Linked DNA regions of Mus musculus: region 2 is linked to region 1. Evidence: chromatin loops called from intact Hi-C (ENCODE). Cell type or tissue: gastrocnemius. All regions are shown on one strand. Links, peaks and the distances in the headings refer to the core of each region. The heading gives the core; the rest is flanking DNA. Region 1 overlaps Btbd19 (BTB (POZ) domain containing 19). Region 2 holds the start of Eif2b3 (eukaryotic translation initiation factor 2B, subunit 3).

What was found. Peaks named below come from ENCODE experiments on the same cell type or tissue, not always from the same donor. Only the 100,000 strongest peaks of a DNase experiment are listed, where the experiment ranks them.
Region 2: a loop joins it to region 1, with 2.1 times the contacts of the local background. A loop is called at or near these places in 11 of 42 quality-filtered maps.

What each region holds. Positions count from the first base shown.
Region 1 is chr4:117,116,776-117,124,805 of GRCm38, forward strand. Btbd19 (BTB (POZ) domain containing 19) reads right to left here. Exons shown (of 8, transcript NM_001384196.1): 2 at 7,164-7,365; 3 at 6,954-7,007; 4 at 5,444-5,503; 5 at 4,639-4,707; 6 at 4,423-4,554; 7 at 4,196-4,321; 8 at 2,444-4,086. The coding sequence ends at 3,952. It also overlaps a transcript of Tctex1d4 not described here. Among named protein-coding and RNA genes, the nearest start is that of Btbd19, 4.9 kb to the right of the region's middle. In gastrocnemius, for the core only: a CTCF peak has its summit at 4,550; DNase peaks (open chromatin) are centred at 3,857 and 4,508; H3K4me3 peaks cover 2,576 bases; H3K27ac peaks cover 3,489 bases.
Region 2 is chr4:117,013,577-117,021,606 of GRCm38, forward strand. Eif2b3 (eukaryotic translation initiation factor 2B, subunit 3) reads left to right here and starts at 5,826. Exons shown (of 12, transcript NM_001111277.2): 1 at 5,826-5,900. It also overlaps the pseudogene Gm12997. In gastrocnemius, for the core only: a CTCF peak has its summit at 4,366; a DNase peak (open chromatin) is centred at 5,832; H3K4me3 peaks cover 1,183 bases; H3K27ac peaks cover 1,035 bases.

The sequences.
Region 1 (8,030 bases), core at 2,421-6,420:
TCAGAGCACTCCCAACGGACATTAGACATCCTGGGTTCCAGCCACCGCTTACCAGGAATGATCCCACCCACGTGCACTGCCGCCTCACACCTCCCACACAGAGGCTGGAACACCATAGTCCAACCAAACATTACACACACAAAGCACACTGCAGCTAAACCAATACTAAAATGCCTTAAAATAATTGAGATTATGCCAGGCAGTGGTGGCACACACCTTTAATTCCAGCACTTGGGAGGCAGAGGCAGGTGGATTTCTGAGTTTGAGGCCAGCCTGGCCTACAGAGTGAGTTCCAGGACAGCCAGGGTTATACAGAGAAACCCTGTCTTGAAAAAACCAAAAAGACTAGCTGGCATGGTGAGGAAGACCTGCAATTTCAGCATTTATGTGGTAGGATTAGAGGTTGTCCTCTACTATGTGGGTTTGGGATTAACCTCAGCCACATGAAATGCTGTCTTTTTTTTTAACATTTTATTTGGTGTTTGGGATGGCATACGGTGTACTGGTGTGTGTTGGTGTGCTATGTTTCTAGTGTGAAGGTCAGAGTCAGCTTTCCTACCACATGGGTCCTGTGGATTGAATTCAGGTTATCAGGCTTGGTGGTAGACACCTTGATCTACTGACACCATCTCAGCAACACAAAAATTGTCTTCTAAAAAATGAAAAGCCAGCGGTGGCACCTGCCTTTAATCCCAGCACTTGAGAGGCAGAGGCAGGCACATCTCTGTGAGTTCCAGGCTATTCTGAGCTACAGAGTTTCAGGATAGCCTGAGCTACACAGAGAAACCGGGCTTGAAAAACAATACAACGAATAAATAAATAGGGGATGGAGAGATGGCTCAGAGATTAAGAGCACTGTCTGTTCTTCCAAAGGTCCTGAGTTCAAATCCCAGCAACCACACGGTGGCTCACAACCATCCGTAATATGATCTGATGCCCTCTTCTGGGGTGTCTGAAGACAGCTACAGTGTCTACCAAATAGTAAATCTTTTAAATAAATAAACGAATCTGTATGACACATTGATGGAAACTTTAGGTGGCCAAGGTTACCACAGACCAAAGAGCAGCATTTCAACCACAGATGCTGTCAGTGTCCTGGGCCCTTCTGTTGGTTAGAAACTAGGAACTTGTACATTTCAAAAGATTTGCCTAATAGTCACAAAGATGTGATGTCACCTTCGGAGGACAATAAATGGCTCTTGTGGGGGCCAAAGATGTTCCAAGATAAAATGGCTCTAGATTTGGAGCATTCCAACCGCCCCACATCATGTGGTCCTGATCACTTAATCAGCCTCGCAGAAGGCGCGGTTCCTTTCAGAAACATTGTTCACAGCTGTGTTGAAAGTTTTTACCCTGATTGCATGATCAGTGTGGTCCTGAAGAATGAAGGTGTCACTAAGCAAGTCCAGTCAGAGCTGAACCCCCAGGCACAGTCAGCCTTGGCCACTGATCTCATCTAGCCTGGGGTGAGAAGTTCCATACTTGTAAAGTCAGCTCAACCTGCGTAGCACCTAGCCCTACTTTACCTTCTGGCTTAGCAGCCTTTCACGGCTCCCTAGTCCTTAGCTTAAACTCAATCCCTTTCCAAGCTCCACTAGGGCTAGCCTCCACTGCCAAACACAGCCTTCTAAAAACACACCACACTTCTGGACAAGAATACTTCACTAATATTTGTATCACCATAACTTTGAACGTGTCATTTCTTCTGCCTAGGACCTGTTTTGTCTGTTTGTTTGTTTCTGAAACAGGGCTTCTCTGTGTAGCTTTGGGTGTTCTGGAACTCTGTAGACAAGGCTGGTCTAGAACTCAGAGATCTGCCTACCTTTACCTCCCGAGTGCTCAGATAAAAGGTGTGCACCCACCCCCATGGCCTGGCTCTACATAGAGTCTTCCTCGACTTCCTTTGTCCTAACCCCAAGCCATCCTTCAAGAAGAACTGGATGCTACTGAGTGTAGCAGCTCACACTGGTAATGTCACTGGTATCCTCGGAAGGCTGAAACAGGAGAACTGCTATGAGTTTAAGACCAGCCTGTGAGTTCAAGGCCAGCCTGGTGGATGTAGTGATTTCAACAATCAGGGCTAAACAGAGAGACCCTTTCTCAAAATCCAAGAAAATAAAAAAAGTAGCAGAGATGAGACCTGCACAAGGGGTAGTAATACGGCTCCTGTGTGGTCCGGCTACTGCCTGAGAGCTGTCCTGTGCTGCTCAGTCTAAATGGGGTGCTCTGCCCCTCTCTGAAAACAAAACAGTAACATTAGAAGCAACAATTTACCAAACCCAGACCCTAGGAGGGAAGACAGAGCTAGGTCCCAGTCAAGCAATTGTCAAGAGAACCAGGGAGAACAGTGGCTGCGGTCCAGGGTTCCACTCGGTCAGTTCTGTTTACCAACATTCCCAAAGTTGATTTACCAAACCAGAAACTTGAATGCTGACATTAAAGCTGTGTAACATCATGCTCAGTTTATTTTTTGAAACAGGTCTCACCTTGTAACTAACCTAGGCTAGCCTCAAACTGCTGATCCTCCTCCGTCCACTTCCCAAGTGCTGACATTTACCTATGTATGCCGCCATGCTATGCTTGCCTCGCAGAACACATGTCCAGAAGACAGCCTGCATGAACAAAAGCTTTCTATCCTCAAGGAAAAGGATGGGTGCTTTAAAGCAATCTGAAGACTCTCCAAGCTCCCAAAAATAATTTAGAGGCCGGGCGTGGTGGTGCACGCCTTTAATCCCAGCACTCAGGAGGCAGAGGCAGGCGGATTTCTGAGTTTGAGGCCAGCCTGGTCTACAAAGTGAGTTCCAGGACAGCCAGGGCTACACAGAGAAACCCTGTCTCAAAAAAACCAAAAAAATAAAATAAAATAAAATAATAATAATTTCAAAAGCCTTTTCATCACAATACAGCAAAGCTAATGGAAGCGCAGTATTAGTACAGATTAGTACATGGCTTCTAAAGTTGATGTAAAGGAAGCAAAAGCATGGAACAGGCAAGCAAGCAGCAAATTACTTTCAGTGTTCATGATCCAAAGAAGGGTGCCAGGAGTGGTCCCACTGGGCAGCCACCTTTTCCATCTTGACAGAATACAAATATTCATCTTTAATTCATAAGCAATATATTTTTATGTAAAGCCAGAATTAGGAGCGATAGTACACGCCTTTAATCTCTGTACCAGGGAGGCAGAGGCAGTCGGAGCGCAGTGAGTTCAAAGCTAGTCTGTCCTAAATAGCTCTAGGTCAGATGGGGTTACAGTGAGAGATTGTCGACAACCCATCCCACCCCCCAATAATTCTGGAACTCCCAAACGCAGAGTTTAGGATTGCTAAATCTCAAGGAAATTTTGTAGGCTGTCCTGGAAAGCAGTATGGACGTTAAAGGGCTCAGGAGGAAAAGCTTGACAATCAAAGCGATGGGACCATCATAGGGATGGATACTGTCCCCTGACAGAGAAAGGAGTGAGGGGCACTGGCTAGGGTAACAGCAGAAGAGACCCTAGAAGGGAGAAAAGGCATGAGGTAGGCAAGAATGAGGTCCGGGTTCCAGATCCGCACAAAAGATTAACACTATTTCCAGGGTTGGGAAAGATGGTGAGAAGCTCGAATTTGCGCTGAGCCTGAAGCTGATTTGTTAAAGAGGATGAGCTACATAGAGATCGCGTCATCCGAGTAGAGGGGCGTAGAGGAATGATCGACTTGCAGAATGCCGCATGAGCTTATGCAACAAAGGCCACCCTCGTTTCCGGTCTCAGGACATCACCCAAGCCACAACTTTGGGCCCATTGCGCAATCCCTACTCTTCCACAGAGGCTTAGGTTTCACTCTAGACGCAGAGCGGTCCTTCCCGTATCCGGCGGCTGAGCTTGCTGGGAGCGGAAGCCCACCTCCAACGCAGAGCACCTCGGGAGCTGTAGTTTGGGATGTAGTCAACTTCCTGGGAAGGTCCGGAAGTGGATCATTTGAAACGAAGGTCCAGAAAGCGATGGTGATCCCGGGGCCGGGTACCCCTCCGCCGGCGGCACGGCGCGCTCCGGGCCGCATCTCCTCTCCGTAGGGCGTGACACTTCCATGCCTCCACAATCTGTTCAACCTGTAGGGGAAAGCGGGTCACCACGCAGACCGAAGTCCCAAGCCTCCCGCCCTTGCTCCTCGTTCCCACGTGGCAGAGTGGATCTGAGTTTGGTTACTGGCGTCCGCACCGGGATGAGCGGTTCCCGTCGGTTCTGCTCTTCCAGGGCGCTTAGCTCCGCCGGGGCAAGCAAAGCCAGTCTCAGCTCTCGGACCACTGGAGCTGCCACCTCAGCCACGGGTTGCTCTAACACCGCCTGTGGAAGCGAGCCTTGAGCACGTGCCTGCTGCCCGCTTACAGAGTTCCCGTGGCCTGCACCGTTTCGGTGTCCTCGCCCTCCCCCCAGGTCCCACTCACGGCGCCCACGCGTGCCCAGCTTCGGGCTGCCTGGACTAGCTCAGTCTCATCCACGCAGAGCTTGTCACTGCGTAGCACAGGCAGCAGCGCGGTGGCGGACAGCTCCAGAAAGCCACGGGTGCGGAGCGCCTCCTATGGGCCGGTGTGTCGGTCAGGGCAGAGAAAAAATGGCATGGGGGGGCTACAAGTTACAAGTATAAGGATGGGGAGTTGTACCTGGCTGTGAGCTTCTATAAAGGCTATGCACCGCTCCTGTAGTGACCCCAGGCCAAAGGTTACAGCAACCTGAGAGCAGAGTATGATTAGGCTAGAGACTGAAGAAGCTGGATAACCCAGATTTGCACACAAGGTACTGCCACTGAGCACAATCTAAACAGAAGGCTAGCAGCACCTGCAGTGTCTCCTGAAAGTAGGCAAAGTGCCTTGTGCAGAGCACACAGGTGTGGGGTAGAGGAGACCATGTTCAGGTCTTTCAAACTCCATCTTTGAGCCCAAGCTTGGCTTCTAAACTCCACACCCCCACCTTTCTACTATCCATGTTTAGAATTGTTTTGTTGTTGTTTTTCAAGACAGAGTTTCTCTAGGTAACCTTGGTTGTCATGGAACTCACTCTGTAGTCCAAGCTGGCCTTGAACTCAGAGATCTACCTGCCTCTGCTTGGATTAAAGGCATGCACCACCATCTTTCAACCTCTTTTTTCCCACTCTTAATAGATCACTATGTAGCCCTGGCAGGTCTCGAACTCTGGCTTCTGCTTTCCAAGTACTGGAGTTAAAGGTGTGTGTCATCACACCTGCCTTTCCCAGCCTATTCGTCCTACATATGACCTTACTGATATACTCTGTACCCTACAGATCTGAGCACAGGCAGAATTTCTTTCATAAGCATATCCTTGAGCACATATTGTTCTTTAACAGACAGACCAGTCCGGGCTTCTGACGGAGGAGGCCATTCTATAGGCCATTGGAGGACCACATTCTAAACATCAGATTCATCCACAGGGCTGCTCATCAGTACTCACCTGCAGAGCCTCACAGACCAGCTCCACATCCAACACCTTCACCACAAACTCCAGGCAGAGCTGGGGACAGAAATGAAGCGACCTGTGTGCCGGTGTCAAGACTCCAAGTCCTATCCCAGAAACAATGGAGCTTGGAGCAATGACTCATTCAGACTCCCAGCAGCCCCAGCGCCACCTTGAGCGCCCAGATTTGGAAAACAGATGCAATTGTTCAGACCTGTAATTTAGCAAGCCCAGAGGGCCTGGAGGCCAGCAAAGCACCTTCTGGTACACTTGTCTCTGGTAAAACTCATCCAAAAACTCCAGTCTCTTCCTCCAAAAAGGCACTGGGCAGTGCCAGCTGTCCCTTCTCAGGGCCACCTACCTCTTGTGGACTGCCATTTCCTCCTCGGCCACACCCTCTGGATTTCTGCACTGATCTGACAGGCCCTTTCCTTTCCCTCTTCTCTCAGTCCCTTTCCCTTGCCAAAAACTTTCAATGAATCTCCACTATCCTTGCGTCAAAAGTCCAGGGAAGGAAGAGTTGAGACAGGGTCTTGCTGTGTAGCCCTGGCTGGCTTAGAACTCACTCTGTGGACAAGGTTAGCCCTGAGCTTAGAATTATCCTCCTCTATTCTGCCTACTGGGTGCTGGATATATAGGTACATACCACCACCACACCTGGCTGGTGCTAGGAATTAAACCCAGAGCCTATAGTATGCTAGGCAAGTGCTCTGCCACTGACCTACACTCCCAGCCTAAAGCCCCGATTCTTTTTTTTTTTTTTTTCCTTTTTTTGGACAGAGTTTCTCTGTGTAGCCCTGGCTGTCCTGGAACTCACTCTGTAGATCAGGCTGGCCTTGAACTCAGAAATCTGCCTGCCTCTGCCTCCCAAGTGCTGGGATTAAAGGCGGGCACCACCAACGCCCGGCAAGTCCCGATTCTTGAAGCACCTGTGTGAATCAGCTTCCTGGTACCCTTCCCAGCTCACCCCACACCCAAGTTCCCAGTCCACCACACAGCTAAGGAGTTCCTTGAGTGTCCTGTGACTGTAATGTCATCTTCCCACCCCTGAACAAAACCCTATTTGTTCTTCCAGCTCTGACACAAAGGTTTCCTTCTCCAAGAATCTCTCTCCACACATCAGCTGTTTGCCCATCACACTTAGACCCCTACTTTTAAGTCTAGGGTTTTGAGACTCTTACTCTGTAGCTCAGGCTAGCCTGGAACTCCTTAGGTAGTTCAGGCTGGCCTTAACCTTGCCATCCTCCCTAAGCCAGAAGCACAAAGCCTCCATATATGTTAAGCATTTTCATGTCTCTCCTTCCATTCAATCATGGGCCAAAGCCAATTCACCGTTGCACTGAAGAACCAGCCATAAATACTTCCTGTGCTCACTCAGCACACACTGAGCATGTACAGATCCTGTGTACACAGAGAGCTATCATACTCTGTGTGAGAAGGTCAGACTATGAAGGAGACGATGAACTGAAAGGCAAGGGAGACAAGATGGCTTGCCTGAGACACTCACCTCTCGAAGTTCCTCCAGCCCATATTCCACAGCTGTTGTCAGCACCTCCAGCACCTGCGGGGGGGGGGGGGGGGCGAGGAGGGAGAGGGGAGTGGCTGAGGGAGCAGAAGGGAGTTTCCCCCACCCCTCAACCCACAGCATAATGGGCATCCTTCTGACTCGGGCATCCTCATCTTCTCTCCCACCCAGACCTCTGCTTGGTAGGCTCACAGAGTGTTGGTGCAGCTTGACACTGTTGGTGTATAGGAACTCCAGCACAGCTAAGAAGGCTTCGGCAGGCACAGTGCTTAGCACCACAGGACTAGGTACCCCAGGGCCCAAAAGTCTCTGGAAGAAGTTACATCTACAGGCCAACAAGCACCGGTGGGCAAATACCTCTTGCCGTTCTTGACCAACCACAAAGCAAATATCACTGTGGAAGAGAGGGAGGGCCAGGGGAGGGGATCTCAGACCTAGATCACACTGTTGGCTTTACCTCTGTCACACTAGGGCTTCTTTTTGTGTGAGGTCAAAGCCTACATCTGGAAGACACAAGCCTGTGCTCTAGTCTCAGTTCCACTCGGTGACTTTATATCTTTGACTCTAAGACTTTTCAGCCATGATGGCAGGTCTCAAGGGAGTGGACTATGCTTGGTTCACAGGGGGCGGGGGGATGGGGGGGTAGGGGGATAGCAGAGCTCATGCAAGCCAGGTTGATGTCTCCCCAGTCTGAATCTTGGGGGAGAGGACACTCCTCTTGGGACGCCTTCACCAAATGCCAACTCAGCATTTTTACCCTTCTTCCTGTGGGAGGGTGTGAGGATGTGGGGTACAGAGCACACTGACTGCAGACAGACATGACAGTGATCACCATCATGAGGTGAGACCACATTTTCCATCTTCATAATCACTTCCGGCCCCAGCCTCTGTGTTAAGTAGGGGTAGGAGGCAGCAGCGAGCGCTTCAGCTTCCAAAGCCTCCTGCCTAAGGCTCCACTCTTCAGGCCAGACTGTGGCACCCTGTCCTCAAAAAACCGAGAATTATGGCAGTCTTAACCCTGGGGAGCAGGGCAGCCTCTGAGAGTCTGGGGATGGGAAA
Region 2 (8,030 bases), core at 2,402-6,401, 100 kb before region 1:
TGCATTTGACCCCTGGGTGGAAAGAGAGCACCTAGTCCATCAGCAGTCCTCTGGCCTCTACACATGCTGCATGGCTTAAGCATAAGCACCCACCCACTGGAAATGGGTTTAAAAAGTGTTGTATTTCCCAAGAGCTTCTGAGAGCTAAGACAGAATCTTCCTGAGAAAGGAATGAATAGATAGCGTTTAGACCTCCTGTGGCCAAAGCAACACTTCACTGCTCCCTTCCCAACGAGCTGGGCTATAACTGAGTTTAAAGAAGGATGACTCATCGCCAGCATCCCAACATGAAGATGACGCAGCGATGCGCCATGCAGATGTGAACATCAGTTTTTGTTTTGTTTTGTTTTTAACAAGATCTCAACTGAACTCTTTTTTTTTTTTTAATATTTATTTATTTATTATATGTAAGTACACTGTAGCTGTCCTCAGACACTCCAGAAGAGGGAGTCAGATCTTGTTATGGATGGTTGTGAGCCACCATGTGGTTGCTGGGATTTGAACTCCTGACCTTTGGAAGAGCAGTCGGGTGCTCTTACCCACTGAGCCATCTCACCAGCCCCAACTGAACTCTTTTTTGTTTGTTTGTTTGTTTGTGTTTCAAACTGTTTATTATTTTTAATTTTTTATGTTTTTCAAGACAGAGTTTCTTTGTGTAGCCCTGGCTGTCCTGGAACTCACTCTGTAGACGAGGCTGGCCTCGAACTCAGAAATCCACCTGCCTCTGCCTCCTGAGTGCTAGGATTAAAGGTGTGAGGCACCACCACTGCTTCAAAGTGTTTATTGGCCATAAATTATCATTACTACATGTTAACCTTCCAGGCAGGCTAGAAAATCTCTTTTATTTTATCTTATTTTATTTTGTGCATGGATGTTTTGCCTGTATGTATGTCTGTGTATCACATGCATGCCTGGTGCTCTTGGAGGCCAGAAAAAAGAATCAGATGCTCCGAACAGGGGTTACAAATGGTTTTAAGCCACCACGTGGGTGCTGGGAACCAAACCCAGGTCCTTTGGAAGAATAGCCAGTGCTCTTAACCATTGCACTATCTCAAGAGAAAAAAAAAATCTTAGATACCCTTCAGAGTACAGAATGATGAGGCCAAACAAAAGTCGCCTAGCAGAGAAGAAAGCTCTGACATTGTCGAGGCAAACAATGGCCAGTGGAACAGTATGTGCCTAAGCTTACCCAACACAACCATTCACAGATGTGGGTCCCAGGATGGGGAAGAGGGGTGGGTGGATTTTCCAGGGTAGCATTCTCACACCCTATCTAGCTACGCTCTCTAGTAACCTGTACAGCTGCAGGAGAGTGGCTCCCCCAAGACACTTGTATCCCCTCTACTTACAGAGCTCCACTGACAAGCAACCTCTACACAGACACAATAGCTCCCTCCATGGGAAGCAAGCACCACACTCATGAAATCTCTCAGCTCAGGCCAAAGCAAACATCTTGCTGGTCTTGCCATTGTGAGCAAAGCAGAGAGTCACTGGAGGCATCAGCCAACCTTCCATCAGGACAGGCGTATGGCCATGGCTTCTCAGCAGTCTCACCAGCTGGCCTTCCTTACCAGGAAGATGCCAAAAGTGTGGAGGAGAGTGATCCTATGAAGATCCCAGCCACTGTGACCAGCTTGCTACTCTAGCTGTCGTCTGAGCCAGATGTCATGTTATCACACTGGGAATGGAGGGGATCTCCCACAGAGGCCCTGGCACAGGGTGAGGGACACTCCAGTGTTCCCAGTTCAGGTTCACATCCGTGTAAATAAAGTAGATATTGGGGTTCTAGTCATTGGGCCCTCAGACTCGGCAGCAAGACCATTATTCTAAGTGATTAGGGTTCTGGAGGCCACTATTGCCCTGGCAGGCTTTCACACTGTTGATGATGATAACGAGCCAGTCTCGAGTCCAGTCCCTGGAAATGGAGGCCAGCATAACTGTCACCAAAATCTCCACAAAGAAGGTATTCTCCCAGAGGGCCTCAATCAATGCAGCCAGCAAACCCCAGCCTAACATGACTCCCCCAACCACCACAAAAATGTTGGAGAGATGTCCTTCTAGCCCCAGAGCCAGAGGCCGATGGCCAGGAACAGGGCCCCCAGGACCCAGAATATAATGTTGAAACCAAACAGGAGGCATTTCCCACAGCAGTGAACCTCAGGTTCCTGGAAGTACTGGAGACTGTTTAATATGAACAGTCACTGACCAAGGAACTGGAGCAGGAGCAGGGACCAAGCCTAGCTCTGTGTAGGGCACCATGGGTTAGAGATACCCTGCCCCAGGCCTAATTGACCCTGGGTCCTTTTCTTTTCTTTCCTTTTTTCTAATTCCTTTTTTCCCCCAAAATTTATTTATTTATTTTATGTACTCACCATTGCTGTCTTCAGACACACCAGAAGAGAGCATCAGACCCCATTACAGATGGTTGTGAGCCACTATGTGGTTGCTGGGAATTGAACTCAGGATCTCTGGAAGAGCAGTCAGCGCTCTTAACCACTGAGCCATCTCTCCAGCCCCCTAGTTCCTTTTCTTCTGGCTAAAGTCTGGGGGGAACTCCAAGCCCTTGCTTTCTCACCGAGTGCTCTTACTCCCAGCATCTAAGGCATTGCTTGACATATATTAGGTGTTCTGACAAATGTCAAAGTCAAATTCCTTAATTTATTTATATTTCAATTAGTCTTTGTTTGTTGTTGTTGCGATTGGAGACAGAGCTTCTCTAAGTAGTCTTGGCTGTCCTAGAACTCACTCCGTAGACCAGGCTGGGATTAAGGGTTTGAGCCACCACACAAATTATTAATTTGGGACAAGGTCTCACTGGCTGGCCTGGAACTTTCTATATAGACCAAGCTGGCACCACAGAGTTCTGCCTGTTTCTGTCTACCAAGTGCTAGGATTAAAGGCATTCATGAACATATGCCTTTATTCTCAATACAGAAACCAGACTGTCTTCTAACTGGTAAATACTAAAGCAACTCAAGATTAAGAGAACTGGAAAAGGGGCTGGAGAGATTGCTCAGTGGTTAGAGCACTGGCTCCTCTTCCAGAGGACCCAGGGTCAATTCTCAGCACCCACATTGTAGCTCACATAGGGTTTACCTTAGACCTGAGATAATTCTCCTCCTCCTCCTCTGTAACGCCAGCTCCAAGAGATCAGACATTCTCACACAGATACACATGCAGAGAGGAAAAAGCTAAAAGTTAAAAGGAAAGGAAAGAAGGAAGGAAGAAAACTGGAGAAAAAAAGGAACCGGGAGAGCTTTCAAAAGATTAAGAAATTAGTTGGGTGGGAGTGTTGCATGCCTTTAAACTCAGCACTTGGAGCTACAGGCAGGCAAATCTCTGAGTTCAAGGCCAGCCTTGTCTACAGAGTGAGTTCCAGAACAGTCAGAGGAGAGAATGTCTGGGCTATTTACTGCAGTTTAACTAACTACCCCAAAATTTAGTGCTTAGAACAGCAACTGTTGGGGGCTGGAGAGATGGCTCAGTGGTTAAGAGCACTGACTGTTCTTCCAGAGGTCCTGAGTTCAAATCCCAGCAACCACATGGTGGTTCACAACCATCCATAGTGGAGATCTGATGCCCTCTTCTGGTGTGTCTGAAGACAGCTACAGTGTATTCACATACATAAAATAAATCAATAATTCTTAAAAAAAAAAGAACAGCAACTTTTATTTTTTTCTCTCACAATTTTAAGATTTGTCTAAATTCAGGATTTTAGGGTAGCTTGGATATTTGGGGTATTTCAGGCAATCACTGCTTTTTATGTGGTCTCCTTCCTTGTTTCCAGAGACTTCTTGACTTAGAAACTTCCATGATCTTTCAAAACCTTGTTGGCTATAGACATAGTAAAGTTGATAGAGTACTTGTCTAGTGTGCTCCAGGCGCTGGGTGTGATACCCAGTGCTACATAAGCCAGCTATGGTAGTATACACCTGTAATCCCACCAGTCAAGAGGTGGATAAAGGAGGACCAGGGGCTCAAGGCCAGCCTCAGGTATAAAGTTTGAGGACAGCCTGGGCCTTGTGAGACTCTATCTCAAAGGGATGATAGTAATAGTAATAAATAACAACAACAACAACAACAGACAAAACTTGTCATATAATGTTCATCTGCTCAATAATTTCTGATCAAATAAGCAATCATTCAAAATAGCTTGAGTCAAGGCCAAGGCTCAATCAAAGGTCCAGGCCCAGGCCTAGGCTCAGACTGTGAAATTCCAGTTTAGACTCATGCTCCCTTTAAGTTGTCACCGTTGTGGTGTCCCCACTCCCCACTCCTACTTTTGAGACAGGTCTCCTTATTTAGCTCAGGATTTACAGTCCTTCTCCCTCAGCCTTTGAGATCACAGACATGCAATACCATGCACAACCACACTAAAAGCTTTTATATGCCAATATGAAGACAGGACTGTAGGCCCTGGGCTGCAGACACCATGGGGCTTGTTTCCTCCTGTGCTATCTGAGTTAAGAAGCTATTAAAAAAGAGTGCTTCTGTCTCTGTTTTCTTACGTTATGTTCATTATACATTCCACAGAAAAAACTTATGTTCCTTGCTATAGCCTACAAGCCGGTGGGGTCTGAATTCTCTGGTCTCCTCCATCTGGCTCCCTCTGGTAGCCTTTACTCACCCACTTCCCCTCTCACTTTATTTCTGCTGCAGTGCCCTTCCTACTCTTTATTGAACTCCGGGGTTTCTTTTGGGATTTGTTTGTTTGTTGCTGTTTTTTTGTTTTTTTGTTTTTTGAGACAGGGTTTCTCTGTGTAGCCCTGCTGTCCTGGAAATCACTCTGTAGACCAGGCTGGCCTCGAACTGACAGACATAGGCCTGCCTCTGCCTCCCAAGTGTTGGGATTATAGGCATTCACCACCACGGGCAGGATCTTTGCACTTGCTGTCTAGTCAGCTTGCAAGGCTCTTTCCCAAGGCTCAACCCGACTTACTCTCTTCAAACCATTAAGTGCTATTGTAAGACCCCCAAAGCTGGGCCTCAGCTCAAGTCCCGGGATGAGCTGGCCCGCACCCCAATAACTCAACAGCTCTTCTCTGCCGGGTATCCTTGGTAAAATTACAATTATCGCATCTCTGGTTGTAAGGTATAGAAACAAAAAGGCTTTTTGCTGGCTATAGAGAACAAAGAGCTTCTTTCTAGCTGTATTTTTAGAGAACAGGGAAAACAAGCTTGGGGGAATGTTTTAGGGGCTTTACCTCCCAGGGAGAAACGCTCTAAGTCCGGTTCTCACACTATCAGAAATGAATTTATTGTTTGAATGGCTAAAGTTTGCTGACACAAAGGCCAAATCAGGCATCTTGCACACTAGAAGCCTAACCAACCGCTGGCTTGCAAGGGAATTTAGTAGGTGTTTTGTTTTGCTTTGTTTTTTTAAATTCTTGAATCTTCTATGAGTGTTGGTGCAGGTCTTTAATCCCAGTCTACCGGGGGCAGAGGCAGGGGAGATTGCAGCTGGCGGTTCTCTGTGAGTTCGAGGCTAGCCTGGTTTACAGAGTGAGTTCCAGGACAGCCAGGGCTACACAGAGAAACCCTGTCTTGAAAAAAAAAAATCACAAAACAAAACAAAAAGTATTGACAAGCCAAATTTACAGTGCCGTGAGGCTGGGATTTAGAATGGCAACTCCGAAACGTTAGAGATTGAAGGGGACATTTAACAAGCACTAGGCAGCAATACAGAAACTCCACGCCACGGCTCGTCGGTCGCTTGGTCTCCGGCACGCTCCGCAAGAGCATCCTTGCCTTCTGCCATCTATTACTCGGCACTCGTTCCTCCTTCCTGAGTCGGCGCGTCGTATCGAACCGCTCGGCCACCGCGCGCCTGCGCTCTTGGCTTGTCAGCCAGAGGCGGCGTGGGGAGCGCTGGGAGAGGCTGCGGCGTGCGGATAGCTGAGGTAAAGCCGGGGCTAGTGCGGTGCCAGGCGGGGCACGAGCTGGCTGAGCAGGGAGAGCGGCGCGCGGATGCTGGAAAGCCGGGTTCCTGTGAGGGAGGCCAGCTAGCCGAGCAGGACCCGAGTAGGCAGACAGGGACTGCGCTCCCGAAATCGCCGGGCGAGACACTGCCGGCCCTGGCCGTAGAGCCATGCGTCCCGACTGGGGGACTGGAGAGTCCAAGCCTTGTGCAACAGATGGAAAAACTGAGTTTCAGGGAGGGACAGTTCTGCCCGAAGTCACACCGAGTGAGCACTAGACTCCCTTGGTGCCTTGCTGACATGGTTTCCACATTATTTATTCGTCCCACATTTATTTGGGCTCAAGGCAGGGACTAAATGGGATACAGTAAGGCCCTTTTAGGCAGCGCGCAAAGGTTTGGCAAACCAATTACAATGCAGTAGCCGATCTTACAATTTAGGACAGAAGACGGCAACTGTGAGGAAGGCATGACTGGGACTCTGTAAACGCCTCCTGTAAAACTTGGAGGCTGGTGAGACTCATCGACTTGGTATTGGGAGTCACGACGGTAAAGTTGAAACTTTTAAGTCTAGCCTTATGATTGGTTAGGTTCATAAGTATTCTTGTTTCTTAGGTTGCGTCTTTTTTTTTTTTTTTCCTCCTTAACCCAGAGATTGAGAACAGGAACTTTAGGTTCTAGCCACCTGGGTTCCAAATGTGTTCTTGTACACATTTGAGCTTAACACTAATGTGGGGTTGCTGTGAGGTTCACAGATGCTCATTCCACATATAGTATCTGGCATCTGACTGGGTGTATCCTGACAACACATAGTCCCCAACTTCAAGGAACTCACTCTTAATAGGCATTTAAATGAATGCCTGCAGTGAAGCCTATAAAGGTTGACACAGTCCGTACAGAGTATAGTAGAAGCAGCAGGTGAAAGAAGTCCCATCATTGGTGTGCAAAAAGTTAGTTGTAGCTTCATGCTATGCAAGATGATTTCTGAGCAGAGTCTTTTTAAAGAGTTTTGCTACTTGGTTACTTGTCCCAGGAGAAAACCAGCCTAAAGCAGGAGTAGCCGTAGACCTGCAGTTCTGGCTGCTAAGGTGGTAAGACTGGGAATCACTTGAGCCCAGGAGGTTAATTCACACTTTATAACCAGGTATTGGCACTAGATTCACAAGCATCAATATGATGACCTCTAGAAGTGGTTCTAGAGTCTGGAACCACCAGGTTGCATGTACTGATCTGTAGTGAGGGTCACATCTAGGAAAGGCCATCACACTAGCTATGACAGCGTAATAATACCTGTCCACTTAAAAAGGACCTATAGGGGGCTGGAGAGGTGCCTCAGTGATTAAAAGCAGCGTATATTCTTCCAAAGGACCTAGGTTCAGTTCTCGGCACCTACATGATAGCTCAGAACCATCTATAACTCCACTTACAGGGGATCTGACTCCATATGTGCACTCAACACACACATAAAATTAAAAAAAAAATAAGTATTTGTTACAAAAGAAAACCCAGAGTTATAGCACAGTATATTTTAGTTGGTATAGTGTGTTTTCCGTGATCCAGCATCTGTCCAATAATATGAAACATGTATATAGTGCGTGTGATAGGATGAACGTTACTTTGCATGTCTTATAGAGAAATACTTTTTTATTCTTGTGTAGGGGATCCAGCCTAAGGCCTCATAAATACCAGACAAGTGAGCCCTCATTTAATCCCAACAGCTTCATGAATGTGTGGATGTGTATATTCCTAAATACATAACTACAGCTGCTCTCTCATAATCATGTTGATTATGTGTATTTCCCCAGGACTGGTCATTTGGTATTGGATAATCAATTGATGTTCACTATTTCACTTGCTCTCAGAATTTCTTAGTTGCCTGTAGTTTTTTTTTTTGCTTAGGGTTGAGGCCTTGTAAGCTTTCCCTCCCAGACATTAACATGTCAGTTGGTGTTATCCTTGTTCAGGTCTCGTTTAGGAAGCCATGTTGGTGACACTTTATGGCTGTATAGTCTCTGGCATATCTAGGAGACACAGACCATATCTAGCAAACCTCCTGTCCCTCTGTCTTTTTAATGATCACGGAGCCTTGGCTGCGGGACTTTCTTACAGGTAT